Linked DNA regions of Mus musculus: all the other regions are linked to region 1. Evidence: chromatin loops called from intact Hi-C (ENCODE). Cell type or tissue: heart. All regions are shown on one strand.

Region 1 (5,000 bases):
GCAGGTCAGGAAGCAGGAGCTGATGCAGAGGCCATGGAGGAATGTTCATTACTGGCTTGCTTCCCCTGGCTTGCTCAGCTTGATCTCTTATAGAACCAAGACTACCAGCCCAGAGATGGTCCCACCCACAAGGGGCCTTTCCCCCTTGATCACTAATTGAGAAAATGCCTTACAGTTGGATCTCATGGAGGCATTTCCTCAACTGAAGCTCCTTTCTCTGTGATAACTCCAGCTGTGTCAAGTTGACACAAAACTAGCCAGTACAGGTGGGTCTGTTTGGTTGGGTTTTTTTTTGTCTGTCTGTCTGTCTGTCTGTTTGTTTGTTTGTTTGTTTGTTTGTTTGAGTGTATATGTTTCTTAACATTTTTCTCTGCCTTGCTCTCATTTCTCTGGAGTGACAGTACACCGATCTTAAGTTGTCTATCACTGACCTGCAGTTCTTGGGTGCTCTGCCTCCTGCCCAACCTTTCCTACTTTGTATTTCAGTATGGCTGATTCTGATTGGTCAGTCTTGATGTTCATCGTCTTTCCTTGGCTGTGACTCTCTCAAAGCTGTTCTTCATCTGTTTTAGTTTGTTGTGGGGTCTGTTTTGGTTTTGTTTTTTACTGTTATTGTTTTATTTCTAGCTCTTCTCTTTGATACTTTCTTCTCTCTACAATCAGATATCAATTCCTGCATGGTGCCCACAGTATTATAGACGGATACATTCAGTCCCCAATAGCTGCAACACCTCAGTTGTGTCTAAGTTGGCACCCACTGGTATTCTGATGCAAATAAAGTGGAGTGGGCTGCACTTGCTCTAACACTGACGTGATATGAGACGTGAGCATACATACCATAGTGTTGTGTCTTTTTAGAGAATTGGGCCCTTTAGCATTGTCTCTGGTACCATAATGATTTTCATAAACCAGGTAAGGTGAAAGATAATGAAGTGGTGTCTTTAAAGACGAAAGAAAAACTTCTATTCTCAAATTATCTATTAAATAGCTCCATGGCATGCAGGAGTCATGCTTTCTCAAACAAAAGAGAACAACTTCACGCCTGCACACCAGTGTTAGAGTCTTCTCAACACATTAGAATGTGGGTTTCTTTCCTCCTTCCTCAAAGGTTGTTTTGTTTTGTTTTGTTTTGCTGAAAGTCAGTCATTTTTCTAAGCAGAGAAGACTGGGGAAATCACTTCGTTCCTGGAAACAGGCACACTTTTTTTTTCTTTAGTGTGCATGTTGAAAGCTGTCAGGACACACAAGGCAGGTCACCCCCTCCTGGTAGCACAGAACACTGTCCTAACTGTACCCCGAGTTTGTGGACCTGAGCTCTGCAACTTGTGCTCCTGCTCCTTGGTGGAGAGGAGAGCGCAAGCTCTGCAGAGAACACACCTTGGGATGTTTGCCCATCTTCTGTGGGGCTGGGGGAGGTGGAGGGTGCACCCATGTTCTCATGCTTATGGGAGCCAAAGGTCAATATTGTGTCTTCCTCAGTCCCTTTGTGCCTTTTATTTTGAGACATGGTCTATTGCTGATGTAGCTCAACTGGCTGTCCAGCGAGCCCCAGCTCCTCCTATCTCAAGCTCCCCAGCCCTGAGATTACAAGTATGAATTTTTGCACCTAGCCTTTAATAGGTGCTGGGTTTTGAAACTCATGTTTTCAAGGAGGAGAGTTTACCAACTGAGACATTCCTCTAGCCCCTCACCCATCCTTTTTGTGAACACCATGCTCAGTCCTATAGATGGGAGCCTGTAAGAGCCAACTGGTTTCTTATTTCTCTTTTCTAGAGGAAGAGCCTGCATAACTTCACTGGCTTGCATTCTTCTTTCATGCATATAACACATCTAGCTGAGTTCTTCGTACTGGGGTCAAGTCAACCCCTCCAGGTTGTCTCCACCTTCCCTCAGAGGCATTTTTCTTTCCTTCAAATTTGAGTCACTTAGACTGGCTGAGCCATCCACTCAGGGGTAGGCTAAAGACACGCTGAGAATCTGTAGCTTTCTCATTGTAATGGTAACCTCAAGCAGAAATATCCATTGTGTTTCATAGAATGAAAACTCCAAATCTTCATGGGCCAGTTAGAGATGCTGTAGTAGGCTTACAGGCTAAATGTAAGAGAGAGTTCTTTCCAAAGCAAACCGAAGAGTAAATCCTCTAAGGCCCATTTTGAAAGCTGTTGCTGTTATTGACATTTGCCACCAGGGGGTGCTCTATGATGCCGCCATTTGTTTGCCTGGGTAAAGCAGATGTTTTTCCATGTACAATGGGACAAACATGAAGTGCAATTGATGCTCATGAGGACAGCCTGTTTTTGAGATGCCCTTGGCTGCACCTCCCCTCAGCCTTCAAACAGGCAGCAGCTCATACTCGAAAGATCAGGTGTGAGCTGTATGTCTCCAGCCCCTCACTTAGGACGTAGTCTTCACCCCAGGACAGGAGAGTTGACAGACTGTCAGACTCTTTCTAGGTAGCCAGCACTAGAATCTTCAGATGTATTTCAGTTGTCTTCTCAGAGTAGACAGACCAGGAACCCAGTCCAGGCTATCTGCTGAGGGTAAGAATCCCCAGGCACGCTGTAGCCGTAAGGTAAGAAAGCTGGGACGTCCTGGTTTAGGTAATTTATCAGAAACCAGACAAAATCATAGTGGCTCAGGTTGGGCTCCCAAGTCAACAAAGCCTATGCTGGAGTTCTGGTTAGCAGACAGTTCTTCTCCCAATGAGGTTCAAGAGCCTGCTCCTGACGTCATATACTTGCATTGTCTGTGTAGGAGACATGGGCAGAGAGGGAAACGTCCCCTAAGCCTGGCCATATTGCCCAGAACTGACCATATTACTTTGCTCACAGCCTGTGCATTCAGCTAAGCAAACCACTCCCCACCACACCCCCTTGCTAAGAGGATGGAAAGTATAGTCACAGCTGGCCCATGAAGGGGTAGACAGCCTGACCCAGAACACCCAAATTATACCCACAGGAATTATTTCTGACAAGTTATTATCCTCTATAACAATCTTTTCCAAAACACCTTGATTTGAAGATCCACAGGGAAGCTTATTTACAACGTAGCCCTCCATCCTGATTCAGGACCCTTGCGTTGGCCCTCTGTATGAAGTACAGATCCCTAGGGGACACAATTCTAGTGAGTCTGGGATGCAGTGTCCCTAAGGATCACCTCTGCTGTCCCCCAGCCACCGGTAGGAAGCCACACCAAAGCCTCAATGTGTGTTTGCTGACCTACAAGACAGGCTGAGCTCAGCCCTGGAAACGAAAGCCACATCAAAGCAGAATGAGATGTCCCAGTCCCCTCCCCCGTCAGACCTTACCTACACTGCTCCATGGCTGGCCACACACAAGGAAAACCCCTAAACTGGCTGGTGATCCACAAAACTGCCTTTCATCTGTTTAGGTGGGAAGAAAGGGGGTGGGGTGGGGGGGGAGAAGCAGTTTGCACTCACAGTCTCTTTAGAAACACTAGAGGGCAGCATTGAGTCGCATCTAATTTCTCAACTTTGCAGTATTGGCTCCTGGATTTTCTGTGTTTTGTTTGCCTTTTTGTTCTTGCCATGGCACTGCTAGTATGAATCATAGGCTACGGGCAAGCAAAGGAACAAAGCAGCTGCCAGGGGCCCTGAGCTGGGCTTCTCTGCGGTGGTGAGACTCCAGAGGGGTGGGGCATCCTGAGCGAAGTGACAGAAAGGAGACTGGTACTCATTAGGAAGGTGGAATTTGGAAACCATCTCCACACTTCTTCCTGTTCACTACCCCTGACAACACCCTGAGGAGAAAGCAGATGTGACATTAAGGATTCCATTTGCTAGGAGCAGGGATCCCTCGGGAACTCATCAGATCTCAGTACACCTGTAGGTAGATACTGACCCCACCCATACTGGTCTCGGTGGCTGGTGTGCCTCTGTCCAGATGCTTTGTGGTGAACCAGCTCCTCTGAGAAGTAACAGGCCAGACTCCCCCACCTAATCACCACCGCCACAGAAGGCTCCCTCTCTGCTCCCCTTTTAAAGGGGCTGTAGGCCAACACTGCCTCTCCTGGACTTGTCACTAGATGCTTTCTGTAGGAGCCTGCTGCCTGGTCCTATGCAGATGAGCTCCCTGGTGGGGGCGGGGGGTGCAGCCCCCACCTCCAGTCTTGCCTCAGCAGAGCTCAGCTCACACCTCTCCCAACTTGCAAATTCTGCCCTTCTCTGAGATGAAATGGAGGCAAGGAGCAGGTCATCCAAAAGTGGCCTTCCGTGGTTCACCACACCCATCTGGGTTTTTCTTCGGAAATAGCAAAAGCACCCATAGCTTTTTCTCATCCTGACAGCAGAGAGATGCCTGCCCTCTAACAGAAAGAGACCCTGTCAGTCCAGGTGATGCCTCCACCTGCTTGCTCTTCGCCTACATAATAGAAACAAGTTTGAAACCTATAGTCTTAACATTCGTGGTATGCAAGTTCTGAGTCTACCTTCTGTCTCCATTAGGTTACCTGCCCTGGGACAGCTATTTTTGAATTTCTGAGCTCTGAACTCTGCTGGTGCCTCCAGCCTCCTGGCAGGCAGATGAGGTGCCTGTCACCATGCCTCTCTCTTCTGTTTCAGCTGTGATCCCTCTGACGGATTCGGAACACAAGCTGCTGCCCTTGCACTTTGCTGTGGACCCGGGAAAGGACTGGGAATGGGGGAAAGATGACAACGACAATGCCCGGTTAGCCAAGTAAGACCTGCCCCGCAGTCCAGTCCGGACCCCAACACCCTGCGGGAGAGTGGTGGTGACAGGACTCCTGTTGGGATTTGGGGGACTAAAGGGCAGGGAGAGGATTGCACGCGCAGGCGAGTGAGCTCCTGCCACCTCCGGAGCTTCTCACTGGGTGTTCTTTTGTCAGCCTCATCCTGTCCCTAGAAGCCAAGCTGAACCTTCTACACAGCTACATGAATGTGACGTGGATCCGCATCCCCTCCGAGACCCGGGTGAGCCTCGAGTGCACGAAGCCCCACCCAGTGACCGGGCAGCAGCCGCTCT
Region 2 (5,000 bases), 140 kb after region 1:
TTCCTAAAAATTACCTTCTGGTCTTTACACGTGTCATGCCATTCACGTATATCACCATATCCTAATTTTTTTTTTAAAAAGGATGCTTAAATACATTTTAAGAAATATCTAACCCAACCATGGTCAGAGAAATGGTAATGTTGAATACACTGCTAACTGGCTCCAGAGGAGGGGGCTCTTGTCAAAAGAAGATGGAAAAAATGTCACATGCCGATTCCATTCTCAGACATTGATTGACAAGGCCTATCAATCATTAGCACCTTGGCAGGGTCTGGCATTGCATGTGTCAAGTCAGGCCCAGTCCCCATTGTACGGACGGTACACCAGACAAGTGCCCAGCTGCTTGCAGCAGGATAAGCAACGAAAAGACACAGCCAAACCTTAACTGCTCCCAAACCTCTGAGGTAGCCCAATTTGGAAGGAGAGGAGAGAGAAAACAAACAAACAAACAAACAAACAACCCTCTTTGTAGATATAATTAGGGTAAAAATCTTGAGATAAACTACAAGATAAAAGAGGGAAGTTTAGTGAGGGGGACATGGCGGTAAGAGACTGGAACAGTCTACTATAATCTCTTGAGTTGCCAGCTCCAGCACTGGAGAGGAGGAGAGAGGAGCAGAAAAAAGTGGATTCTCCCTTGGAGCCTCCAGAAAGAACCACTCCTGCCAGCCAGTGTCTTGCTCTTAGATTTCTGGTTTCATTCAGGAAATCTGAAAAAGTCCATTTCAGCTGCTTTTAGCCATCCCATTTGTGGTTGCATGGTACAGCAGCTACAGAAGTGAATATGCTGCCCTGCTCTCACCAAAGGGCCCACGTGGTGATGTTGTCCACAGCCAGCTCTGGCCCGGGCCTGGCATGCTCTAAGTGCCTTATTCTTATTTGCTATCCCCAGCTTAGATTGGGGTAGGGATGGGAGTTGGGTTCAGGGTGGAGTCAGAATCCACTGAACTCAGACTCAACTATTTCCTAATAGCTCTGGGTCCCTGTCCTTCTTGGGACCTTTCCGCTTGTATCCCGGAAGCCTGTGAGATGTTACAGATGGTTGCAGTACTGTAAGGGCTTCTGGTAAGGGCAGCATCTGAGGAGACAGCTTCCTTAGGGAGAGGAAGGTGGGAAGAAGGTCTTTCCCCAATCTCACTGAGTACATGGTCAAGACAGGGCCCTCAGGACATAGTCCTCACCCCAAGAGATGATGGCCTCCACCTGCTCTCTTAGGCCTGCATCAGCCCACATGCAAAAATAAAATAAGATAAAATAAAATAAAGTCTGTGCACAGAAATTGCAGGAGCTCGATCTGGATGCTCATCCATAGTGGTAATATCCAAGGCTGCTGAGGAGATTGACAGGAACTAGTATGAGCAAGGATGGATGGATGGATGGACGGATGAATGGATGGATGGAGGTGGGGGACACAACACTCCATACTTCAGAGCTCCTAGTAGTTGAACAGCCTCTGGTAGGAATTGTATTTGAAAAAAAAAACAAAAAAACAAAAACAAAACACAATACAAAACAAAACCCAAGTAGCAGTCCAGAGAAGTGAGGCCATCAATTATCCCATGGCCTCTGGAATTTTTCACTGAACTCTCTATGAAGAGCAAAGGTAAGGTAGGTAATGTTACTATAGTCAACACAATTTTATCTCACGGCCCTATGAAAGGGTCTCAGATGCCTACAGGAAGTATATACCCCAGCATCGCTCTGAAAGTGCCGGTCTGGAGACTGGCCTCAGGGTGGGGTGTACCTGAACTGAAATAGCACGAGGCCCACCACAGAGGCAGGGAAGGTTGGGGCGGGCAGGCAGACCAGCACCACAGCTGGTAACTCCACCTCCCATCACAGCAGAGGGTGTGGGGTGGGCTAACCAACAGCCGCAGTACCAGTACCACGGACTGGAATCCTGCCTGCATCTGCCCTCCCGAGGACAGCGCAGCCCACAAGGATAAGGTGAAGTCTAATTCAAAAGAAGGCACTGGCCTTCTTGGGAGGAATGGGGAGCTGAATTTGAGGCATGATGACCTGGTGGGCAAGGAAGAAAAGGAAAGGAGATTGAAGGCCAACTGCTGTTGAGGCCTGGGGGACGGGGGTGGGGTTGGGGGGGGGTCAAGGCTAGGCAGTGTTTGTTGGTGGCACAGGGTGGGGGAAGTGCCTACATAGGCACAAGCTATCGGCCAAGTGAAGGCTGGGAGGGACCCTATATGCTGGGTACGGGAGGCGAGGGGGTAAGGGAAGGCAGGGGGCGATTTAAGCTTTGTGGGAGGAGGGGAGGTACAGTGTGCCCTGGGGTTTGGTGGGAGGTGGGACTGGCCACGGCCAGTTGGCGCGCCAGAGACACGGTTACATAAATGTTCCCTGGCGCCGCCGCGAGGCCGCTGGTAGCAGCAAGCAGTGCATGGCGCGGGCTGAGCGTGATTGCCTCATCTTATCAGGGAACACAACGTCCCATATGCTCTTGCCCAAGCCACAGGCTTGGGCGGGAACAGCATGTTCTCAGTGAAGCCGGCCGGAGGAGGGGAAGCGACCGCAGAGGCTCTCTCCCCGCCGCCAAAGCCCTCACCGGGATTGAATGCGCACTGTCCCGCAGCAGAAGGACACACAAGTACTGCTGGCTTCCCAGAGCGTTCTAGCTCAGAGCCTGAGCTGGGTCCTAGGCTGCTACTAAGGGTCCTCTGGTCCAAAGGGCATTCTCCCAATACTTGCACTAACCAGATAGCTAAGCCTCACTGCCACTAGCTCCTCCCCAGGTGGGTGGGCGGCTCTTGGCTCCAGCAGCACCTGCACAAACCACAGTGCCTTCCTTGCTGCTCTGTGTGAGCCTGCCGCTCAGGAGTAGCAAGTGTTTTTAGAGGATTTTCTGCTCTCCCACCTCTACTTCTTGTATGCAGTGATAGCGGTGGGGCAGAGCAGCCACCTGCTTAATCCTGGTTTAGGTTTACTGCCCAAAGTCCAGCATCCAACTGGAAGCCTACCCTGCTCTCTTATTGTGGAGGGAGAAGAGAGGGCCTGGAGCTCTGACTAGGAGGTCCTGAAAATGCAGATAGATCCATCCATCTTATGCAGTATCCCAGACTCTAAGATCAGCCCTCTGTAGGCATAAAGAATCTATGTGCGAGTCGGGAGGCAAGGCAGAGTGGTAAGAACCCTTTAAGAGATCCTACACCTTGCAGGCTCCCAGTCTCAGCTACTCCACACCAGAGTGGGCTGCCATTCATTAGTAAAGAGCTTCAGTCTGTGGTCACTGGCTTAGGGCCACTTCTAGCTTCAACCTCAAGAATGCCTTGAGGTAGTCTCCACTCCAGGAAGGTCTGCTTGCTCTCCTAGCATACACATAGCTCAGCAAACAGCTAAGTATTTGGGTTGATCAACTGGAGACCTCCAAGAAAACTCGGGTATATAGATAGCCTCAGTGGGTTAGAAAGACTTGTTTCTGAATGGTGAATAGACTTTCCCAATTCCTTCAGGGTACATCTGGCTGGTGTCTTGATCACTACAAATGCTAGTGACCAAGACAGAGGATCTGCAGATGACTTGTCTCCCCCACCCAGGGACCAGGTAAGAGACCTATGCCCTATGCCCCAGGAGGAGAAGCAGGCTAGTGGCAGAGCCAAAGTCATAGGCATGATCCCTGACTCAGTCTGCATCAGGAGAGATGCACACATCAAGGAAGCAGTCTCCTCTGACCCCATACTGCTGCTAATGCCATCTTACCTTTCTCAGTCATTGGGGGGAAGGGGGTATGTGAGGGGACTCCTGCAGGACACAAAGATGTATGCCTGAGCAAACTGGTAATGCATGGAACATTGAGAACCGCTGGCTACAGATGCTGTGGGAGCCAGTGCCACTGATCTCAGCCAAGAGGCTAAGAAGTGATGAGCGCGCACACACACGAGCCATCAGGACGCAGAAGTAAGACTGCTATTTAACCTCAGAATCCACTTCGGACTGCTATGTGTCTTGAAAATTTCAGCAATGGATGCAAGGATATTTCCTGAGGTTGGCATTTTAGCTGTTGCAATTTGGTATGGGGTAACTTGTTACTACGATGTGTCTGGAAAATTAAGTGAGAAAAGCTCTGTCTGTGAAGGAGCCACCCCTGTTAGAGGATACAACTGTGGCAGCTAGTAACTGGTGGGCAGGAGGTCAGAGCTAGACCCGAACACAGTGGCAATGCCATCAGACATCACTTGTCCATTTTTAAGATTTATTCTATTTTTTAAATACATGTATGTTTATTTGTCTGTCTAGGTGGGTGTCTCTGCTTGTGAGGTGCCACTGGTGACCAGAAACTGGGGGGGGGGGGGGATAAAATGTATTAAAACAACTAGTGTCTATAGTGGTTCATACCACACTTCATGTATTACACTAAAATCAATTCTACATGGCATCAGTACAGCACATGGCCCTCCATAAATAGATAGTACTTTTACATACTGGTTCAAATTTCAAAAATTAAGAGAAAGTTTAAGTTGTCAGATTCGAACTTGAAAAAACAATGGATGCTCTATGAGAACTGTTTTATAATACTTGGGTAAAAGTTCTTTCCATATAAATCAAAGTCCAGAAGCCATGAAAGATAAGACTGATAACTGGACTACATTGAGTGTCATGGATGAAGTCATTATAAACAAAAGGTAAGTGACAAACAGCAAACATATATGTGAAGCTCACTACCTTCAATATATACACAGGTCATGGAAACTGGAAAAGCCAGTGGAAACCAGGCAGACACAGTTCATAAGGAGAATACAGTGGATCTCTCAAACAACCCCAGACATCCCCCTACCACGATGTCAAGGCAAAGGAGTCCACTGAATTGTATTCACCAGATGGTCAGGCTACAGGGACACAGCCATTCTGTCCCTCTGCTCAGGACAACTGTGAAAAGCTCCTCTCTGGGAGACTGGCAACATTAGAAAGATTATAAACGTGGCCACTGAGACTGTAGCTCAGTACTGGCCCATTACTGGAGAAGACCAGGCCCACTGTTGCATTTTAAACAC
Region 3 (5,000 bases), 64 kb after region 1:
GGATAGCTGAATTCCTCTCAGGACAGTAGGCTGGATAACTGGCTCCATTCACATGGGGAGACCTGCCAGACTAACTACTATTTAAAATGATCGTTCAACCAGGGAGATGGTAAAGGCACTTGTCACCAAACCTAATGCCCTGAGTTTGAACCCCAGAGCCCACATGATACAAGGAGAGAAACAATTCCTCCTCAGACATGTACATGTCTGCACATGTACATATGTGCACACACACACAATGTTAAATATATATGTGGTTTTTTGTTTTGGTTTTGTTTTGGTTTTTTGTTTTTGGTTGGTTGGTTGGTTTTTTGAGACAGGGTTTCTCTGTATAGCCTGGGCTGTCTGGAACTCACTCCGTAGACCAGGCTGGCCTCAAATTCAGAAACCCACTTGCCTCTGCCTCCCAAGAGCTGGTGGTATTAAAGGCATGTACTACCATCACCAGACTGAAAATATCTACTTGTAAAAGGGCTTAGTCCTCAGGTTCTTTCCTGACAGGCAATGTTGTCACGTGACATGGTATAAAAGGACTCCATGGCCACAGGGCAAGTGGAGCCCCAGGCTATCCTCTCTGGACAGGTTTGTGGTTTTTTCCTAGGAAGTGAATATTTTGCAAGGTCAGAGACTCTTGTCTTCTGCAGGCCCTCTCCCACCTGCACTCCTACCATGTGAAGTTATGGTGAGCAGATGCTCCCAGATGTGAGCAGGCTGCCAGTTGCATGTGGTATCTCCCCACCCTCCATTTAGAAGAAAAAAGACTCAGAAGGGCTAGAGGTGCAATAAGCCATCTCAAAGTCTCGGAGGTGCAATCTCTAGCTATACCTGGGACTTCAGAAATGCTTCATCCATTAAGAAACTCCAATCTAGGACTGGAGAGATGGCTCAGCAGTTAAGAGCACTGACTGCTCTTCCCAGAGGTCCTGAGTTCAAATCCCAGCAACCACATGGTGGCTCACAACCATCTGTAATGAGATCTGATGCCCTCTTCTGGTATGTCTGAAGACAGCTACAGTGTACTTACATATAATAAATAATTAAATAAATCTGAAAGAAAGAAAGGAAGGAAGGAAGGAAGGAAGGAAGGAAGGAAGAAAGAAAGAAAGAAAGAAAGAAAGAAAGAAAGAAAGAAAGAAAGAAAGAAAAAAGAAAGAAAGAAGGAAAGAAGGAAAGAAGGAAAGAAGGAAGGAAGGAGAGAGAGAGAGAGAGAAAGAAAGAAAGAGAGAGAGAGAAAGAAAATCCAGTCTAAGGGCAAGAGGGTGTCCCCCAAGGCTCAGTTCATATGGTACAGCCTGAGGCGAGAGGCTCCTCCCTTCCAGAGTGCTTGTGTTTGACTGGGTGGAGCATAGGTGCACAGGACTAAGTGCTGGGGGCCCTTGAGACCCCACAAGCACAGTGCTTTTGAGACCCCACAAGTGCAATTTGTGGTTTTATTTGCCAGACCTCAGTGTGAGACCCAATCAGAACCGAGTGCTGGTTCAGTGGATGAATGTCAGTAAAAAGGAGAGTGTTTCAGTCAGACAATCTGTAATTCTGTGGGATGGGTGTTGGCTCATGCTAATGATATCAAGTGTACACACACACACACACACACACACACACACACACACACACACACGTGTGCGCACTCACTCAAAAATCACCATACATGAAAAATGTGTGAAGTACAATTAATGTGTTGATTGTCGCCGGGCACGGTGGCATATGCCTTTAATCCCAGCAGTCGGGAGGCAGAGGCAGGTGGATTTCGGAGTTTGAGGCCACCCTGGTCTACAAAGTGAGTTCCAGGACAGCCAGGGCTCTACAGAAAAACCCTATCTTGAAAAATACCCCCCGCCAAAAAATTCTGCTGATTGTCTACCTCCAGCGTAGCCGCACGCACTGCACAGCGATGACTGACTGTTTCCTCTACTGGTCTCTAGTTCTTAGATGTGTCAGCTCAAAGCCGGGGCCCAGCATCATGAAAAGGGATTGTAGTATATACCACTAGCCTGAGAAAAAGTCCAAACTCACTATTCAGTGTATGGTTTCTATTGAATACACACCAATTTCACACTATGGCTTAGTCAAAAAGTCCTGTCAGGCCACTGGCATGTGTATGTACAGACATCTACAGGGACAGACAAACGTGCACACATGCCAACGGAAAGTCATCACCTGTAGGCTGAATACAGATTTTTCTTGAAACTTGTATCATCTTGTAGACCATAACACGTAGTGTGTGTGTGTGTGTGTGTGTGTGTGTGTGTGTGTGTTTATATATGCACATATGTGTATAGGTTTTCCAGGTAACTTGTATTACTTCTGGTGCGTCCGCTGCTGAGCAGCCCTGTTCACTCCAAGAGAAAGAAAATGTTAATAAACCGAAAGCGCCCTGGCTTCTCAGGAAATAAGCTGGCAGGATTTTTAGTAAGAGCAGGATCTGAGCCAGTGTTGAAGGGCCTATGAACTGACTGCCGGAAGGGCTCAGGCGTGGGAGGCAGGAAGTCAGTCTAGCCTCTCTGCCTTTGACGCCCTAAGCAGTTTGGCCTTCTTAAGCAGTTAGTTACCTGTAAAATAATCAGAGCCAGCTCCTGTGACCTGTCTGTGATGAAACTGCCTCATACGAGGATCCAGACGTGACGCCAGGGCTCTTCCTCACTCTCACAGTCAAAAGCTTTCACCTTACACACTAGCCCAAGCTGTTCCCACAACCCTGTGACAAAGTCCCTTTAGCAGCAGCCCCATTCTTGTGCCCTACAACACACCAAAGGACTACCACAGACAAAAACCTTGAAACAAAAAAACACCAGGGCTGAGCCCACCCCCTTAGCATGTATAAGATACACACAGGAAGGAAGTGGCTGGCTGATTCAAGGAGGCAGGGCTACAATGTCTCCAGGAAGGAATATTTTCCAACCAGTTCACCCTGCCTGTGGTTTTGAACAAGATTTCAGACATAGCTCTAGCCAGTCCCCAGCCCCCTGCTGTGTCGCTCCTGGACCCTCCACCAACATGGGCAGCAGCTGCTGTCTAGACACAGCAACAAGGGTGGGTGCCCATGCAGGAAGTCATCCAGCAGGCTGCTCTGCTCAATGGTCTTGGAGTTGGAAGCAAGCAAGAGAGGCACAAGCTGCTTGTGGTGGGAGCAGGAAGGGCCAGGCCCTGCCTGGTGGGCAGGGAAGAGGACATTCCCCCCTGCCTCTTGCTGGGTACTCCCGGAGATGACTCATCAGCAAACCTGTTTTTGGTTTCTGCTCATAACTAGCTCCAGGTCTCAGCAGATCCAGCTCTGAGCTCCAGGGTCTCTCCAAACAGGACCCTCCCTGGATTGGAAGTTTCTTCTCTGTGTCTGTGACTGGGAGGGCTTACAGGAAGGATCCAGTTCTGAGCTCTTCCATCCCCTGCCCTTCTGTGTCCAAAGCTTCCCCTCTGTTAAAGCTCTTGTTGCAGGGTAGGCAAGAACACTGGGGCACTTCCCACTCTGCCATGGACACTGGCACTCTGTCCTTCCTCCCTGTCCTCTGCTCACGTCCTATCTGGTGTCAGCTTTAGCAACTTTCTGGACTCTCCAGATGGAAAGTCCCTCTTTCTTACTGCCTCTAATCTGACACCATAACCAATGGCAACTATGTATCCAGCCATGTGAGTCCAACTGAGTCACTTCAACTTGCTGAGCTTCAGTTCTACATCTGTAGGGTAGGCATGTTGAGAGATGCCAACAGAGATGAAGCAACCATTGTGAAGCAAGGAGCTGAGCACCTAGAGCTGGTCCAGGACCCTGGTAGACACTAACACCAGGGCAGAGGGTGCTGAGTGATCTTTTTTCCAGGCAGTGGCCACTCCCCCCCTTCAATCAGATTAGCCAGTTCCCCCACATCTCCACCCACAGTCTTGCCTGCATATGGTAGGTCTGACATGTAGTTGAGGGCCAGCAGACTCCACGTAGAGGAAGGCAGCCAAAACCCCAGAAGAGCCAACAACCTCTCCCATAGAGAAGAACAGATAGAGAGCAGATGGAGCCTTTACTGTTAGGGGCTGCCTGGGCCAGACACCCATTTCACAGACTACAGGTGCCAGTCAGTGAGGCCCACACAGGAACAGGGCTGGGTCCTCCATAGAGAGCTTACAGCTAAGCTCTCAGAGTGGGTGGCATTGAAGTGCCATTCCCCAGGACAACAAAGCCTGCAGGTAGGGAGGCTTCTTGACTGGTGACAGTCAGAACAGAGCTAGAGGTCATGGACTTGGCCTTGGAACTGAGGAGCTGGAGCCCTTTCTCCTAGACTGTCCTTGCCTCCATGAATGGACAGCAACAGGGTACAAATCTGAAGGCCAGGGAAGGAGAAAACCAGTCCAATGTCCCAGGACTCTATAGGGATCACTCTCAGAGGGTCGTTGTCTTGGCCCATTCCTGGGTGACCAAATTCTCTTGGTGGTTTAAAAATAAAGGTCATATGGACACATCTTTCTATGAGTGGACCCTGACCTGTGACCTTTGGAGACACCAAATCTGGAAAGCACTGGCCACCACCCAGCACCAAGACCCGGTATTCTCTGGAGTTGCCATTTGGACTCTATAGTGGTAGCACCTGTGTTCAGGCAGACTGCAGCCAGCATGCAGGGAGAGGCAGGAGGCCCACGCTGTCCACCAGAATGCTCTACCGCTGTGTCTAGTGGAGTTGCCAAGGTCATTTAAACCTTCCAGGCAGGGTCTCAGGATCAGAGCTATGTAGACATTCAAGCCAGGCCCAAGAGTGATAACTCCCTCTAGTGGGACTAGCCAAGTACAGTGCCAAAGCAGATTCACTGCTCAGAATTCCAAGTCAGAGATCCATTGGATATTTCTGCAGAACCAAGAGTGTGAAGATGCCAGGCCCTGTGCAGACCAGTACACCTGGCCTCGACCTTAGTGGAGTGAATCGATTGCATCTCTGTGTGGCAATCTTGGAGTAAGACTGTTGCTGCCTGAAGCTAGAAACAGTAGGGTTTGGACTTAACCTTCCCTACACAAGCTACACTGA
Region 4 (5,000 bases), 310 kb after region 1:
ATTTTGGAGGAAGGTGTGTTTAGACATGAAACCCAGTGCATAGTCTCAGGCTGAGATACAAATAGACGCTGTACACAGGAAGTAGTGTTAGAGCCAGTGTTAATAGATGAGCGTGGCCTTTGTCACACTAACCATGACTGTTAGCCTGGAATGGCTTGGACAGATCACTAGGTAGGAGAACATTCCTGCTTCAAGCCAAGGCTAATATCCAAATTCCAGAATGTCAGATCTGAGGCACATGTCATCGGTGGCTTTTGGAGGCAGCCAAGGTGGGGAGGGTATCTCCTAGTCACCCTTCTAGAATGTTCCATCTTACCTCAGCAAGGAGCATCTGTGAGGTCACACATAGCCTCAGTCACTGTTATGTCTAGTCAAGTTGTTCTAGTCCATCACTTGGAATAGTCACTGCTGGGTGGTCTTGGCCTGATAGTTCATGTACCCTAAGATTAGCAGAGAGAACAGGTTTAGGGCTGGATGCTGGAGGGTTCCAGGAGCTCAGAGGGAATGGTTCAGACAGCAGTGAATGTCATACCTATGTAAGTAAAGGAGGCTCTGGAGGTAAGGTAAGGGCTGGAGAAGAGAGGGGAGACAACCACGAATAGGAGAGGGAGTGAGAGAAGGGATTGGGCCACTGTGTGTGTGTGTGTGTGTGTGTGTGTGTGTGTGTGTGTGTGTGTGTGTGTGTGTGTGAAGTGCAGTGTGAGGAGACACACTCCCTCCAGCCACTTTGAATCTGCCTGCAGATCAGGCAGACCCTCCTCCCTGCACCACCTACAGGCCCTCCTAGGGACAAGCAGCCCCAGCTCTGTAGAAGAAGCTGCAGGAAGCCAGAGCAGCTAGGACTGGGCTGAGGACTTCCGGGACACAGCAGTGTAGAATGATAGGAAGGGCAGCCAGGCCTTGGAGCAGACCTCCAGCTGGACTCTGGAACCTTCTGCTCTTGGTGATAAGACCTAGCACAAGTCCGGAAGTAAAAAAGGTGCAGGCTGCGTTCTGTAAGCAGAGGCCAGGCAGAAGCTCCCAGTGGAGCGGAGCTGCCTGCTGGGCCCAGAGCTTGGGGCACTCGGGTATGCTTGGGCTCACTGTGCTTCATTCCCAGCAGGCTCTGGGGCAAATGCTGGCTTCTCTAGGCAAGAAACCCCTAGCACTGGCTTGCTAACATTCGACAGAAAGTGACTGAAGGTCCCATCTGCTGGGGACATGTAACAAGGATGGCCCACCTGCTGGTGACAGCATGGGAAGGTGAGAAGGGGCTCGCAGCACCCTTGTTGTCCCCTCTTCTGAGTTACAGGGAGCTCCCTTGCTGCTCTCCCTTGGCTTCCTTTGTGTTCATGATCACACACAGACACACAGACAAGGAAAAGCTGTGTAATCTCCCCAATCTTAACTGCAGAAGCCCACAGGAAGCATGATCTTGGGATTTCCTTCACACACAAGGACCAGGGCTGGTGGAGACAGGGGGATGGCTCTGCAGCTGCTGCAGCACCTCAGGCTCTCTGAGATAACTGCGTGGTTGGTCAGGTGGGGAGGGCTCCATGCTGGCAGACAATGAGAAGGGGCTTGTCCACTAGTAGCATGCCCCTCCCCACTTCCTGCCTCTCCCCTCTCCCTCCCCTTCTGCCTCTACCCCTCCCGGTTCTTTCTGCCACTCTCCATTTTCAGAGTCAGACTCTAAGTTTGGTCCTACAAGGCTGCCAAAGGGTGAATTCAAGCTCCCACTCCAGAAAGACTGAAGAAAGCAGGGCTGAGATGGATTGGGGCAGGAAGGGGTAGAGAAGGGTGAATGAAGACCCAGGGAGGTTGCAGAGGGCTAGCTCCAGGGAAGGGTGGAGAATTCCTTTCTTTTCATTTTCAACTCCACCATTGTTCATCAGTTTGATTTTTAAAGATTTCTTGAATAACAACAGCAAGTTTGTCTAGACATGAAAGAACACCTGTGTCTATTGTCTGCTTTCTCCTAAAGCTGCCGCCTGAGCCCATCTGCTCACAGGTCGGGCCATCTATAGGGATGCAGCAATCAAATTGTGGGTTGGGGAACAACTAAAGGAATGGAGTTTTTGAGGGAGGTGAGGAACAGGGACAGGGTGGGACCCCGGAGGCTGGCCTCTGAGACAGAAGCAGCTGAGGGCCCCACAGGAGGGACAGGCATCTTTCTGTGGCCTTCCGTGTTCTTGTCAGTTCAAGGTACAGGGCCATCAGGTGCCAGATACTCAAAGACAAAAATGAAGCCAGGAGCACCTGGCAAAGGAGGGGAAGCCCAGGACGGGAGCACTGTGGGGATCTCAGAGGGAAGTAGGGATCCCAGGCTCCTGGGGGCTGGCATCTGAGTCTCCACTCTGTCCCATTGGTGCTCTGTGGTTGCTTGGCAGGAGAGGAAGGGAAAGGGAAGGAAGGAGCGGGGAGGAAGGGAGAGGGGGAAGAGCTATACTGTCTAGCCCTTACTAAGGGGCAGGGTCCAGGCCAAGCTTGGATCAGAGTCCCTGTGACATCCAAGTTGCCTGCATTTCCCATGAGAAAACAGGTTTGGAGATACTCAGAGCCACGTGCAAAATCTCACAGCCTACACCAACACTCCATCCCAGGTCTGGTCCAGGTTCTAAGGTTCAGTCTCTCCCATCTATTCCCTGCTGCACACACATACAGACAAACAGACACATACAGACAAAAAGACACACACAGACACATAGACAGGCAGATACACATACACACACAGATAAACAGACACACAGACACATAGGCAGATACACATACACACACAGATAAACAGACAGACAGACAGACAGACAGACAGACAGACACACACACACACACACACACACACACACACACACACACACACACAGCTTTTCTTTGTATGTTTTTAGCCAGCACAAATGGTTCTCCAAACCCAGACTGTAAAGCCCATCACTCAGGGACTTACATGCTCTAAACTAGTAAAGATTGCATCTGTATTCAGTAGTTCCCTCTCTGAATTCTCAAGACATCCCAGAGATCAAAGTGTCAGAATTTCCTTGTTGAGGGAATACCTTCCTGTCATTGTACTAAGTAGCCACATGGTGGCGCCATGGAGGGCCTGTCCAACAGAATCCAGTGATTTGTGGATTGCTGGTTGTCAACATGGAAGAACATTTCTTTCCTTCCTTCCTTCCTTCCTCCTCCTCCTCTTCCTCCTCTCCTCCTCCTTCTCTCTCTCTCCCTTTCTTTCTTTCTTTCTTTCTTTCTTTCTTTCTTTCTTTCTTTCTTTCTTTCTTTCTGTCTGTCTGTCTGTCTTTCTTTCTCTTCCTTCCTTCCTTCCTTCCTTCCTTCCTTCCTTCCTTCCTTCCTTCCTTCCTTCCTTCCTTCTATTTTTGAAACTAGGATTGAGCCTAGCACACAGCATGCAAGCTTCTATCACTGATCCAGCTGCCCAGTGCCTTCCAAAGGCAGCAGCACCTAGGCCCTCTGGACTGCAAAGCTAAGTATGCAAAAGTCATACAGCCAATGAGGTGTGCCAAAATATAGCTTTTATGTGGCTAAAACATGGCAAAGTATCACAGATGGATGAGTTTAATTACTGTGTGTGCCTGGGTGTGCTGCTGATGCTGTTGTCTGCATAGTTAATAGGGTCGTAATTCATAGGGTTGCTACTGTGCCCATAAAGTTTACTTTTCCTGAATTTCTTTGGCAAGTCACTAATTCTAACATAGATCTTCACAGATTCATTCATCCTATAGCAGAGACAAGCTAGACAACCTTTCTTGAACCCAAATCATTTTTATATCTTAAATTTGGTTTGGAGCACGTCCTTTTGCTTAGGCAGTAGTCTCTGGAATTGCCTAAAGTTCTTGACACAATGTTAGTTTTGGAAATTAACCATGGATCAAATGTATCATAATTGAATGCTAGAGTCAGCCATCAAAATAAATAAGTGGGTTTTCGTCACTGCAGAAGATATGGTGAAGTATTTTAATGCTTTAATTTCATAACAAAAAAAAAACCCCTCATTAAACTCGTTGTGGTTCTCAGTCATTCTTATTGTTCCAAGGTCATTTTTGGATTTAACAGCTCAGCACACACTAAGTCATTGAGCAGTCGTCTTCCACTGAGCACAGACTTCCTGTTCTTCTACCTCAGCTGACTATGATTCAAAACTGTCAAATGGAAAACCCAGAAACAATGAAAAAATCTTAACCTCTGTTACAGTCAGTGGTTAAATTGTATTTTGTTGTTAGTTACTATTACTTTAACTGCGGTTAACTTATGAATCACATTACTCAAACACACACACACACACACACACACACACACACACACCCCATATATGGAAATAAAAGCCTGTGTGAGGTGTCAGTGGTCCCCATGGGTCCAGGCTTCATCTGGACGCCTTGGGGTCCGCCTAGTATGGATGAATGGGAAGATGACTATAAATATTCAGAGTGTTGGTTTGTCTCTTGTCAACTTGACACATCCGTGAGAGGGAACCTCAGCTGAGAAAATGACCCCATCGGATTGTCCTGGGAGCAGGTCTGTGGTGCATTTTCTTGGCTGGTGGTAGACGTGGAAGGCCCAGCCCCAGACAGTGCCACCCCTGGGCAGGTGGTCCCGGGTTACATACAAAAGCAAACTGAACAAACCAGGCAGATCAAGCCCTGCCCCATGGTCTCTGCTTCAGTTCCCGCCTCTTCGGTCCTCCCTTGAGGTCCTGTCTTGACTTCTTTAGGTGTTTGATTATGATGTGGAAACATAAGCCAAACAAGTTCTTTCCTCCTCATGGTACTTTTGGTCATGGTGTTTGGTTAAAGCAATAGAAACCCCACCTAAGACACCCATGGAGAGACTTGGGTTCTCCCTGTGTCACCCAGATGTTGGAATGGTAACGCTATGTGTATTGCCTTCTGACCTTTTTTTGTAGAGGATGCTATTCCTACATCCTTGGTGAGAATTTTAGAATGTCAGTCTTCAGTGATAATTTCTTTTCTGAAAGAATTTTTCCTTTTCTAAAATTTACTGTTTTTTTTTTT
Region 5 (5,000 bases), 640 kb after region 1:
GAGTTGCAGGCTGAAGTTTGAAATGATAATTTACAATGTGGAAACAAAAAGCACGATAGAGTTGAGTTGTTAGAAAGCTGATGAAGCATCGCAAAGGATTTTTATGTTGGAGACGCAGTCAGTATGACAACTAGGAATCAGTGTCTAAATATAGCGTAGGCAGGATGCTAAAGGGGATAGAGAAAATAGGACAGAGAAAAATGAAAGCATCAAGGAAGCAGACTAGCTGAATCTAAATAAATGAAATGATAGAACTGCCTTTTCGTGGGGCCGTAAACGTAATGGAAACAGGGAAATGACTTCAGGGGAGAGAAGAGTACAGGAGGGGGTAAGGAGCTCTATTTTGGACACAATGAGTCTGTGATACTGTTGCTAAGATTTTCATTATAAGTCAGAGTCATACGCAAACTTTATATGCCCCAGTACAGGGGAATGCCAGGGCCAAAAAATGGGGAATGGGTGGGTAGGGAAGTAGTGGGGAGGGTATGGGGGACTTTTGGGATAGCATTCTAAATGTAACTGAGGAAAATACGTAATAATAAAAAATATTTAAAAAATAATAAGTCAGAGTCATAATTTTACAGAACTTAATCAAAGTGCTGGGAAGAAAGAAGTCTCTCCTATTTTTTTTAAATTTATTTTTCTTTCCTACAAAGCATCCCAATTGCAGCCTCTTCTCCCTCCTCACCTCCTCCAGATCCACAGTACTCCTCCGTTTCTCTTCAGAAAAAGTAGGCTTCCAGAGATATCAACCAAACACAACCCCTCATTTCAAGGCAATCCGGCAGGGGTACAAGAGCTCCAAGAGCCTACTGCCACTGCTACAAGTTCCACAAAAATCCCAAGCTTAACAATCACAATATATATGCAGAGGACCCAGCGCTAACCAGCGCAGGCTCCTTGATAGCCAGTAAAGTCTCTGTGGGCCCCTCCCTGAGCCCTGGTTAGTGGATTCTGTGGGCCATGTTCTTGTGGTGTCCTGGGACCCCTATGGCTCCTACAGTCACCCCTCCTCCCTCTTCTGCGGGCTTCTCCGAGCTTCGTCTACTGTCTGGCTGTGGGTCTCCACCACAAGTCATGAAAATGCATTGACAAGCAACAAGTACGTACTTTCAGTGTGTATTTTGGGGACAAATTCAGAAAGCATATTCCGCCCTCAATGAGCCTCTCTGGACGCGAATAACTGGGCTTAGTGCAATAGCCCACAACTAGGAAATCTGCACCGAGCCGCTTTTACTTTTAGCATTTTGACAGGCCAACGGAGCAAAAACTGTCTGAAGTTGGGGCTAAGCGACCTGTACTTTCCCTTCCTGGCTTTCAGAAGTTGCCATATGCTGGCCCGCCCAGCACCGGTGAGATGCGCGCTGCTCTCTCCCAGACCTGGATCTGTACTTACGTGAGGAAACACTCCGGTCGGTTGGTGGCTTTCCTGATTTCCCTCAGACACCGTTCCAGAGTCTGTCGACGAAACACGCGAGGCGCCATAGCTACACACTACGGCACCACGCGAGTGCTGCGAGCCGGCCGGCCGGCCGGAAGCAGTACGCCAAACACACGCCTTATGCAACCTGAAGCTCAGAGCCTAAAGTTCCGCCACACACAGGTTCCGGCCTATAGCCGCAAACACTTCTATTGGGCATGCGTAGGGGTGGGGCAGACCACCGAAAAGAGCCATTGGTCATCTCAAGCGCCTTGGCACTTTCTCCAAATGTTTTGTATTTCTAAGACCACAGTGGTGTCGCGTGATTGCTTTCTGCTTTTGCATTCGATACAATAAGTATTTTAATGTAACGAAAAAGAAGGTCGCTTCACGCCGCACCCGCCACTCCCCCGCTCGTCCCGCCGTCAGTCAAGCTCCGCGTCTCGTGACCCCGCCCCAGGTCTCACGCCCCGCCCCTTGCTCGCCCAGCTCTCTTCAGCGGTCTAGCTCCCTGAAGGGTATTGGGCACCCCGGACTCGCGCCCCGTCCCTGCCCCGTTTCCACGCCCACTTCAGCTTTGACACGCCCCGGGCCTCAGTCCCCGCCCCCTGCCCACTCTCCCAGTTGTCTCTGCCCTAGGTCGCTGTGCAAGCCTGTAGCTTCTGGACATGAGGCGTGTAGTGAAGGCCGCCGCGTTGGCTGCGGGCGCTACAGGTGAATACGGGGCACCATCAGGGGCTCCGGGTGCGGGGCACGCTGGACGGGAGGCCGCGGGTGGCCAAGGCCTGGGTCTGAAGTGTTGGGCTCCCGGAGCTGCACTCTCTTAGCACGGGAGTTCCTTATTGTCCTCTGTGCACAGGGGTTGCCCTTGGCAAACGTGGACCAAACAGGTAATCTGCCTAGGAACACAGCAAGTCAGGACTTGCAGTAAATCTAGAGGGGACTTGAGTTATTTATTATATGTGTGCTCTAAGAGATAGGAGAAAAGAGCAAAGTGGCGAGTCCTGAAAGTGACTCCAAGCCTGTTTTACACACGTACCACACTAAATGTTTTCATCTGACATGAGCAGGAAAGGAACAAGCGGAAGGATTTGTAAGTTCCTTGAATTCTTTCGACCTCCATCTCTTTTATCGATAAGCAGAATCTTGGTGACAGATGCCCAACTTTCCCGCCTGTCTCACTTTCTCTTCCATTTTCTTCTTTCTTCATGATGGCAGTTACTACCCTCAGTCTGAGATTGTCTACCTGGAAGAAAATATACGGCAGTATGGTTCCAGAGTTACTCTGCTACAATTGTGACAAATCCATTAGCTAGCATGCTTAAAGGGTGTTAGGCGAATGAACTGGAAGGCCTGGAGAGTTCTGTCTGCTCACCTGTGGAAACTAGTCATCTTTCCAAGTCTGCTCTTAGGTTGAATTTGGTTTTTGTGGAACCCTCTAGCCTTTCCAGTCAATCACAAAATTCCTCGTCTGCATTAACAAACAAGTCTCCAAGGCAAAGTCATGGGCCACAAACACCCCACCCCCCCACCCCCCCACCCCCGCGCAAAAAAAATAAATAAATAAAGCTGGGCATGGTGGCGCACACCTTTAATCACAGAGGCAGTGGTAGGTGGATTTCTGAGTTCGAGGCCAGCCTGGTCTACAAAGTGAGTTCCAGGACAGCCAGGGCTATACAGAGAAACCCTGTCCAAAAACAAAAACAAAAACACCTTAGTACTGTGTGTATGTATATTGTAGCAAAAGCCAGAGCACAAAAGTGAAAATGATTTTCTGATTAACAGTTAATGCTGGAGTTTTGCTAATACTCCCTGTTGTATATATGCCGGGTCAAATATAAGCCACCTTCTTAGCTCACTCATCATACGTTGGGTTTTTTGTTTGTTTGTTTGTTTGTTTTTTTGTAAATATCTACTAAAGCAGAATCACTCCTCTCTTAGCAAGCTCTCTCTCAGAAATTAGGCATTACTCGTCAGACATACTAATGATACTAAAGACTGAGAATCTGGGCTGAGACTGTAGCTGAGATGCTGCAGTGCTTTCCTAGTGCACAAAGCCTGGGTTCAGCCTTCGTTCCCACATAAACCAGTGTGGCGGTGCATACCTGTAATCTCAGCACTTGGGAAATATGCATGGCTCCATCCTCCGGTAAACACCGAGCTTGAGGGCAACCCAAGATTCATGAAACTGCATCAAACTAAAATATGATTGTATTTTTCAATTGAGGGAAAAAGGGGTTTGCAAAGGACTCTGGGTATAATTTCATGAGAAGTACTTGTCAAGTTATATAAGGGCATAGGTTTGATTCCCAGCATGGAAGGAAAAGGAGTGAGTAGAACACATTAGTTTCTCGACATCAACTCTGATGTCTGACAAATCTGGACTCAAGCCTTTGCCATTTAAAGTGATGTTGCAAAGAACCTAATCTTGATAGGCCTAATTCCAGATTTCTAAAAATGGAGGCCATAATATCAACCTACAGAGTCCCAACAAAGATTAAATAGCTCAGGTATTCAGTGTGCCTATTTTATGGCAGTGCAAACTAAAAGGCAAGGCCATGCTACCCTCCCACCTCAGAGCTTGTGCTTTCCCAACCTAGTCCCAAACTACATTTTACGTTTGTGACTTCCCAAGAGTCGGAATACAAATATCTTTGAAAAGTTAGCTCGAGGCTGGGGGATGGCCCAGCCAGTAAAGCGCCTACAGGTGCGATGACCCAAAGTGTGATGACCTGAGTGCTGTTCCCCAGCACACGTGTAAAAGAAGTTAGCCATGATTGCACACATCAGACCGAGTTGTGGCCCTGGGGAAGGAGCACAGGCAGATCTCCAGAGCTCACTTACCAGCCAGTCTAGCCAGTCACCATGGGATTCATTTAGAGACTTGTCTCAGAAACAAACATATAAGGATAATGTAGAGGATACTTAATTTCATCTTCTGGCCTTTGTGAACACACACACTTGGCTTAATGTGGTAATTCATAATATATACTTATATCAGAACACCACATTGTAAATTTTCTCAGTGGATATGATTTATGCTCGTCAATCATACCTCAATAAAATTGAGGGAGGAGTTATATTATTTTAAACCTTTTATTTCCAGTTGCTTGGCCTACAAGATTTTATCCACAGCCTCTTACTGCAGAATCATAACTCTTTCTCCTTTAGATAAAGCTCACAGAACTATTAAAAATGTGCAGCATTTATTAGATTCATCATGTTGTACATGTGCCACCGTGGTCATGTTGTAAATGTTTTCATAACCCAAACAGAAGCCCACGTGTATTAAACAGTCTCTCTCCGTCTCAGTTATATTTCTATTGCTATGAAGACACCACAACCAAGGCAACATTGGAGAAAGAATTTATTGGGGCCTTGAGTTCCAGAGAGTGAGTCCATGACCATTACGATAAGGAAGCAATGGCAGCAGGCAGGGAGGCAGGTATAGTGCTGGAGCAGTAGCTTGGAACTTACATCCTTATCAGCGAGTGGGGAGCAGAGAAGGAGACACTAAGAAACCTCAAAGCCCACCCCCTCTGGCATAATTCCAACAAGACCACAACTCCTAACCATCCCC
Region 6 (5,000 bases), 190 kb after region 1:
GCCTTCCTAGAGCAAGCGCAGCCCCCTGCGGCCGGGCGCGCCCCCGCCGGCCGGATGGGCTGGGGCTCCCACAAAGAGCCGTGGGGTAGGGAGCGAGGACTGGGACCGCCCCCCGCGTCGGCCAGCGCCGCCGCTGGGTCGGGTTGCGACAAATTAAACCTTAGAGCCCTGGAAAAATTACAGGAAGAAGAGAACGAAGAATGTGCCGAGTGGCTGAAGGGAGCCCTGTCCCCGCGTGAACTTCGCCCGCCCCAGCCGGCCCCTCCCTCGCCAGAGCCCGCCCGGAGGCCTGGGAAGAGGGGTGGCGAGACTCCAGCTCCCCGAGCACCTACGCCCCAAAAGGGAGCGCCGCCTGCCCCCCCCCCCAACCACCTCTAGCGCACCTGCCCGCGCCGCCCGCAGCCCGGATGACGACATCTACCCCCGCGGCCCCGCCCCAAGAGCCTGGGAGGGGGCGTGCCCGATGGGGGCGCGGTCGCCGAGAGGGCGCCGGCTCCAAGCGCCACGGCCAGCGTCACGCGAGGCCAGAGCGCCAGGACAGGGGCGCGGCTGCGATCGCCCTCAGCTCATGGCTCCCCGCCCTCGGCCCCGGCCCCCTCTAGCGCTGGGCCCGAAGCTCTGGGGGCGTGGCCGGTCCCAAGCAGTCCCTAGTCCGCGCGTTCGCGGCGTCCCCGCCGCCCCACTGACCTGTGTGAGTTCTCAGGTGCGCCTTGAGGTGCGAAGATTTCCCGTAAACTTTCTCGCAGCCCGCGTAGTGGCACTTGTGCTTCCTCTGCGGGGACTCGAGGTCCGCGCGGCTCCGGCCTCGCCGACCCCTTTGTCTGAGGCCAGGCTCGCCGCTCCCCGCGGGGCCGGGCTCCTGCTCCAATGCCGCCTCCGGCTCGCTCCACGCGGGGCTGGGGGGCGCGGCCGGCGCGCCTGCTTGTCCCGGGGAGGCGGGCTCTGGGCCGGGTGGCGGCGCAGGGGGCGCAGGCGGCAGGCGGCAGGGGGTCCTCGCCTTGCGCGCAGCGGCCCCTTCTCTGCGTTCCGCGGGGGCGGGCGCCGGCGCCTGCTGGTTGAGGTCCGCTAGGATCCGAGCCACCACGAAAAGCGAGGCGCTGTCCTTGCCGTCGCGGCGCTCGTCAACGCGGGGCAGTGTGGGGGCGGCGGCGGCCGCGCCCTCGGGCCGGGGTTCAGGTCCTTCCCGCGGCTCGTGCACGACTGCGCGGCTGGACATGGACACGAGGCACTCGGCGGCAAAGTGGTCCACATAGGCGGCGGCTGCCATGCTGCGGGCTAGGGCGCGCGGTGCTCTCGCAGGAGTCGTCAGCGGCGCATCCGCACCCACGGCCTCCGGGAGCGGCGGGGGGCGGGGGCGCGGCGCGCCCTCTTCTCCGGCTGGGCTGGGCTGGGCTAGGCTGGGCGCGTAGCCGCTTCTGCCGTCACCCGCGCGGCTCCGCGTCCGCCTGGCCGGGCACTGGAGGGTGAGCGCATGGGGGGCTCCAGTAAGGAGGGTCCGCGTGCGGCGTCAGAGTCGGCCTGTCTTAGGGACGTCGAGCGGAGGCGACGTTAGGCACGACCCCTGCAAGTTGTGGTCGCAGTTCCACCGTGCATTGTGGCAGGCGGGACAGCCTCCGTGCGCGCCGCGGCTCGGTGTGGGCGGACCGGCCCCGGGGGTGGGCGGGGCCGGGGCCACATCTGGACCCGACGTCAGCCCCCAGCCACATCCTGGCGGCGCAGGTTACAGGCGGCAGCGGCCGCAGGGAGCAGCGCGCACGAAGGGGGCGGGGAGCCTGGAGCGCCTCAGGAGGGGCGTGGCCAGTGGTAGACGCGAACTCCATTGGCTCTTGAGTACTTTATGCAGCCAATCCGGTCCTCGAGAGGGTTCTACTGGCCGCGGGACCTGCGCGCGCCAGTGGGCGTGCCCCTGGGCCTGCAAGAGGAGGGGCGGAAATCGGAGCCGGGCGCGCGGCGCGCAGACGCATGACGTCCGAGGGTGGCGGGCCGCTGTGTAGCGGCGCAGGGCTGGGGCGCGTGCCTCCCGCAGCGGGAACCCCGCCGGCCCTTTCCATGCCAGAGCTTTTGTGAGCAGGCAGCAGTGGGTGGCACGAGGATGGCAACACTGAGCAAGACACCCTGTGGTCGCTCCGCCCGCCGGGAGTGCGGGCAAGGTGGCGTATCGGTCCCTATGGGACCTAAGCGGCCGACCTCGCCTATGGGCGGGACATTACCGAGCCTCACCCCACCGCAGCGGAGTTCTCTGGTGGCCGGGTTTGCATTGCCCATCTCCAGCCACCTCCTCACCCCGCTCCTATTGAGCTCCGGTTCTCTACGCAACCTTGGCCCGAGCCTTGTCACCACTGGGGCCGCCCCGCCCCCGCGCGGCCGAACTGCCCTTGAGCCTATGTTAACCTGGCTGATGCAGGACCCACCACTGCCAATGCTGAGGGAGTGAGCTACGTGCTGGGGCTGCGGTCGCGGCTGTTCAGGGAACACGGGGCCCCTTCCTCCCCCTTCCTGCCCCAGGCCTGCTGCCAACTTCTCCAGGCCGCCCCTCTCCCACCGCGGTCCTGGAGGCTTCAAACACCACCAGCTGCGAGGACCCCGCCCAGGGCGCCCCACCCATCCACTGTCTGGGCCTCTGAAGGAAATGCTCCGCTGCGTCCTGCCGGGGCCTTCCAACTAGGCCACCTTGCTCTAAAGTCTAGACACACATTCATGTTCTTTCCTCTCTGAACACTAGGCCATCATCAGAGAGACCCGTAGCTTCCAACTGCCTTTGAACCAATCTTAACACACTCAAAAGACTTTGGCCGCAACTGGCCTCTGACCTGTGAGGGTAGGATCAGCAGCCTCTCCTTTTCATTGTGGATGATACCTTAAAATAAGTCAGCCACCAAGTCAGGGAGACCCGACTGCCGGTTGGTCGACCCCAGTGAGCTAAAGAAGGGTCAGTCACCTCACTACTGGTGAAAATTAAGAACCATGGCTCTGATTTCAAGTTCTTCCCCAAGTTAAATGGGAGCCTAAAATAGAAAAGACTTTGATTTCTGATAATTGAGGAAACTGAACAATTTGGAATTTTCAGTTGTGAAACTTTAGGTTAACGTTTGAACACCCCGAGTGTGAGCACACACCCTGAATTTCCACACCATTGGGCTGCTGTTTTGTGGAGAAGCTGGATCAGGGCTTTGTAGGAGGGTCTCCACTTGGCAGAAAGTAGTCATCTTTGTTCCAGGCAGATTATGTTGATGGCATTTAAGAGACTGTGTCCTGACCAAGTGATGACTCAGATTGCTCCTCTGTTCCCACCACATGCCACAGACAGTCATCTCATTGGGAAAGAGCTGGCCCCTACACTGCCTTTCAGTCCATGCATGTCTTTCTGTCCCTCTGCAGCCAGGGGCATTCTGCAGTACATAAAATACTTTTTGGTTGGGCGTGGTGGCGCACGCCTTTAATCCCAGCACTTGGGAGGCAGAGGCAGGTGGATTTCTGAGTTCAAGGCCAGCCTGGTCTACAAAGGGAGTTCCAGGACAGCCAGAGCTACACAGAGAAACCCTGTCTCGAAAAACCAAAAAAACAAAACAAAAACACAAACAAACAAAAACACTTTTTGGTGGTGTCCTCCACGGTGGACCTTCCTGGGACATACATATTCACTGGACTCCTACATTATAGGTTTCTAGGATAGAACTGCATCAATCAACCCTTCTGACATACCCCATCCAAGCTTTCTTCCTGATGGTCTCCCAAAGGGTTTTCTCCTTTGGATATTATATACAAGAGGCATTACCTTGAGTGGTTTCTTACCAGTTCACTCACCAAGTACAAAATGATTGGGGTCTCAAAATTGAGGCCTTTCTTGTCCCAAACCCAGATAGAAATATCCTAGGGGTACAGCTCTACTCTCCAGTAAATATCTCATAGCTCTAGGTCCATGTTTCTGTGCTAGTAGGATCTTGATAACAATAGTATGGGTAAATGAGATAGGGATGTTTCCTTTTAGCTGGAAAGAAAAGGAGAAACTGAAACAAAACAGATCAGAGTGAACCAAGTGGGAGCAAATGAACCATAAGAGGACTAATGACGGGTGAAGTTTTTTGTGTGACGGTGGTAGTTGTTCCATTTGGAACCTCTGAAACAACCTCAGATATAAGCTAGAAACCTCAACTGTAAGACACGAACATGGACAAGAGCAGAAGAAGCAGCTGCAGCCAGTAAAGCTGAAATGTACCCATAGACCTAAGAAAATGAAAGCCTGAACTAGGAAGGAAAGTTTCCCCACAAGGTTCACAAATGGTGACACTGGATGTGGAAGGGAAAGGGACTTGAACTAAGAATGATGATAAATGATTGTACTAGAGTCTGTTGAGAGATGTTTAGATCGGCTGCCAGCTCCATGTAGCCTCACAGCTTCCTTCCCCTTCCTCTTCCTGAGGAGAGACTGTCTCTATCTAAAGGAGACAGATGAGTCCCCAGCGTCAGAGGCAGTAGTGCGCATGTGCCTACTGATACCTACACACCCCTTTCGGGGATTCCATGGCACAGGGAGCCAGGAGCCTAAAAGAGGCTTTTGGGCTGAGCTAACCAGGCCACAGAGAATGATCAAAACAGTCTGACATCCATAGCTGCTCAAGGATCCAATTAGCACACTACACAGAAGGCCACAGTGAAAGGTGCCACTTGACACAGGACTTCTGATCCATCTCAGTCCTTCCCAGGCAAATAAGAGTGGGCAGCTGAGCTGACATGTCAGGAAACCCTGCATCAGGAAATACAAAGGCACAATAGGGTTGGTTTTTGTTTGGTTTTATTTTTGTTAAGTTGTAGGAAACAAGCCATATAGAGAGAAGTAAACATCAACAATACAGCCAATAATATCAACAGGGAAATGTAAAAGGATACCACAGTCTGCAAAGGGAATGTATGTGTGAAGAAATATTTAGGAGTAAAAGAAAGAGTTCTTGAAGCATTAAAGCAAAGTAGCAAGCATATAAATGACAAAGACTTCAGTGGAA

Evidence for each region. A loop is a pair of places that touch in the nucleus more often than their neighbours do. Peaks named below come from ENCODE experiments on the same cell type or tissue, not always from the same donor. Only the 100,000 strongest peaks of a DNase experiment are listed, where the experiment ranks them.
Region 2: it touches region 1 in a loop (4-fold over the local background); 5 of 42 quality-filtered maps call a loop at or near these places.
Region 3: it touches region 1 in a loop (2.0-fold over the local background); 7 of 42 quality-filtered maps call a loop at or near these places.
Region 4: it touches region 1 in a loop (4-fold over the local background); 20 of 42 quality-filtered maps call a loop at or near these places.
Region 5: it touches region 1 in a loop (3-fold over the local background); 3 of 42 quality-filtered maps call a loop at or near these places.
Region 6: it touches region 1 in a loop (6-fold over the local background); 25 of 42 quality-filtered maps call a loop at or near these places.

Annotation. Positions count from the first base shown.
Region 1 is chr7:63,750,053-63,755,052 of GRCm38, forward strand. Otud7a (OTU domain containing 7A) reads left to right here. Exons shown (of 14, transcript NM_130880.1): 12 at 4,580-4,694; 13 at 4,864-4,948. Among named protein-coding and RNA genes, the nearest start is that of Gm39023, 100 kb to the right of the region's middle. In heart, CTCF peaks have their summits at 2,184 (motif pointing right) and 3,479 (motif pointing right); DNase peaks (open chromatin) are centred at 3,539 and 4,969; H3K4me3 peaks cover 503 bases; H3K27ac peaks cover 129 bases; H3K27me3 peaks cover 2,197 bases.
Region 2 is chr7:63,894,613-63,899,612 of GRCm38, forward strand. The region is part of intron 1 of Klf13 (Kruppel-like factor 13); the gene reads right to left. It overlaps Gm27252 (predicted gene 27252), which reads left to right and starts at 1,772. Exons shown (of 4, transcript NR_166574.1): 1 at 1,772-1,947; 2 at 3,462-3,552; 3 at 3,821-3,993; 4 at 4,689-5,000. In heart, CTCF peaks have their summits at 171 and 2,376; DNase peaks (open chromatin) are centred at 309, 899, 1,809, 2,429 and 1 weaker place; H3K4me3 peaks cover 1,459 bases; H3K27ac peaks cover 1,195 bases.
Region 3 is chr7:63,813,713-63,818,712 of GRCm38, forward strand. No RefSeq gene overlaps it. Among named protein-coding and RNA genes, the nearest start is that of Gm39023, 36 kb to the right of the region's middle. In heart, no CTCF peak of the experiment used is centred here; a DNase peak (open chromatin) is centred at 2,469; H3K27ac peaks cover 864 bases.
Region 4 is chr7:64,057,208-64,062,207 of GRCm38, forward strand. It overlaps Gm20670 (a long non-coding RNA gene), which reads left to right and starts at 3. Exons shown (of 5, transcript XR_882168.3): 1 at 3-1,242. In heart, CTCF peaks have their summits at 810 (motif pointing left) and 3,059 (motif pointing right); a DNase peak (open chromatin) is centred at 874; H3K27ac peaks cover 2,955 bases.
Region 5 is chr7:64,390,710-64,395,709 of GRCm38, forward strand. It overlaps Mphosph10 (M-phase phosphoprotein 10 (U3 small nucleolar ribonucleoprotein)), which reads right to left and starts at 1,527. Exons shown (of 11, transcript NM_026483.2): 1 at 1,397-1,527. The coding sequence starts at 1,485. It overlaps Mcee (methylmalonyl CoA epimerase), which reads left to right and starts at 1,913. Exons shown (of 3, transcript NM_028626.2): 1 at 1,913-2,134. The coding sequence starts at 2,089. In heart, no CTCF peak of the experiment used is centred here; DNase peaks (open chromatin) are centred at 1,632 and 1,972; H3K4me3 peaks cover 2,985 bases; H3K27ac peaks cover 2,112 bases.
Region 6 is chr7:63,937,280-63,942,279 of GRCm38, forward strand. Klf13 (Kruppel-like factor 13) reads right to left here and starts at 1,636. Exons shown (of 2, transcript NM_021366.3): 1 at 688-1,636. The coding sequence starts at 1,267. In heart, CTCF peaks have their summits at 18 and 2,355; DNase peaks (open chromatin) are centred at 112, 492, 1,812, 2,412 and 1 weaker place; H3K4me3 peaks cover 3,044 bases; H3K27ac peaks cover 3,412 bases.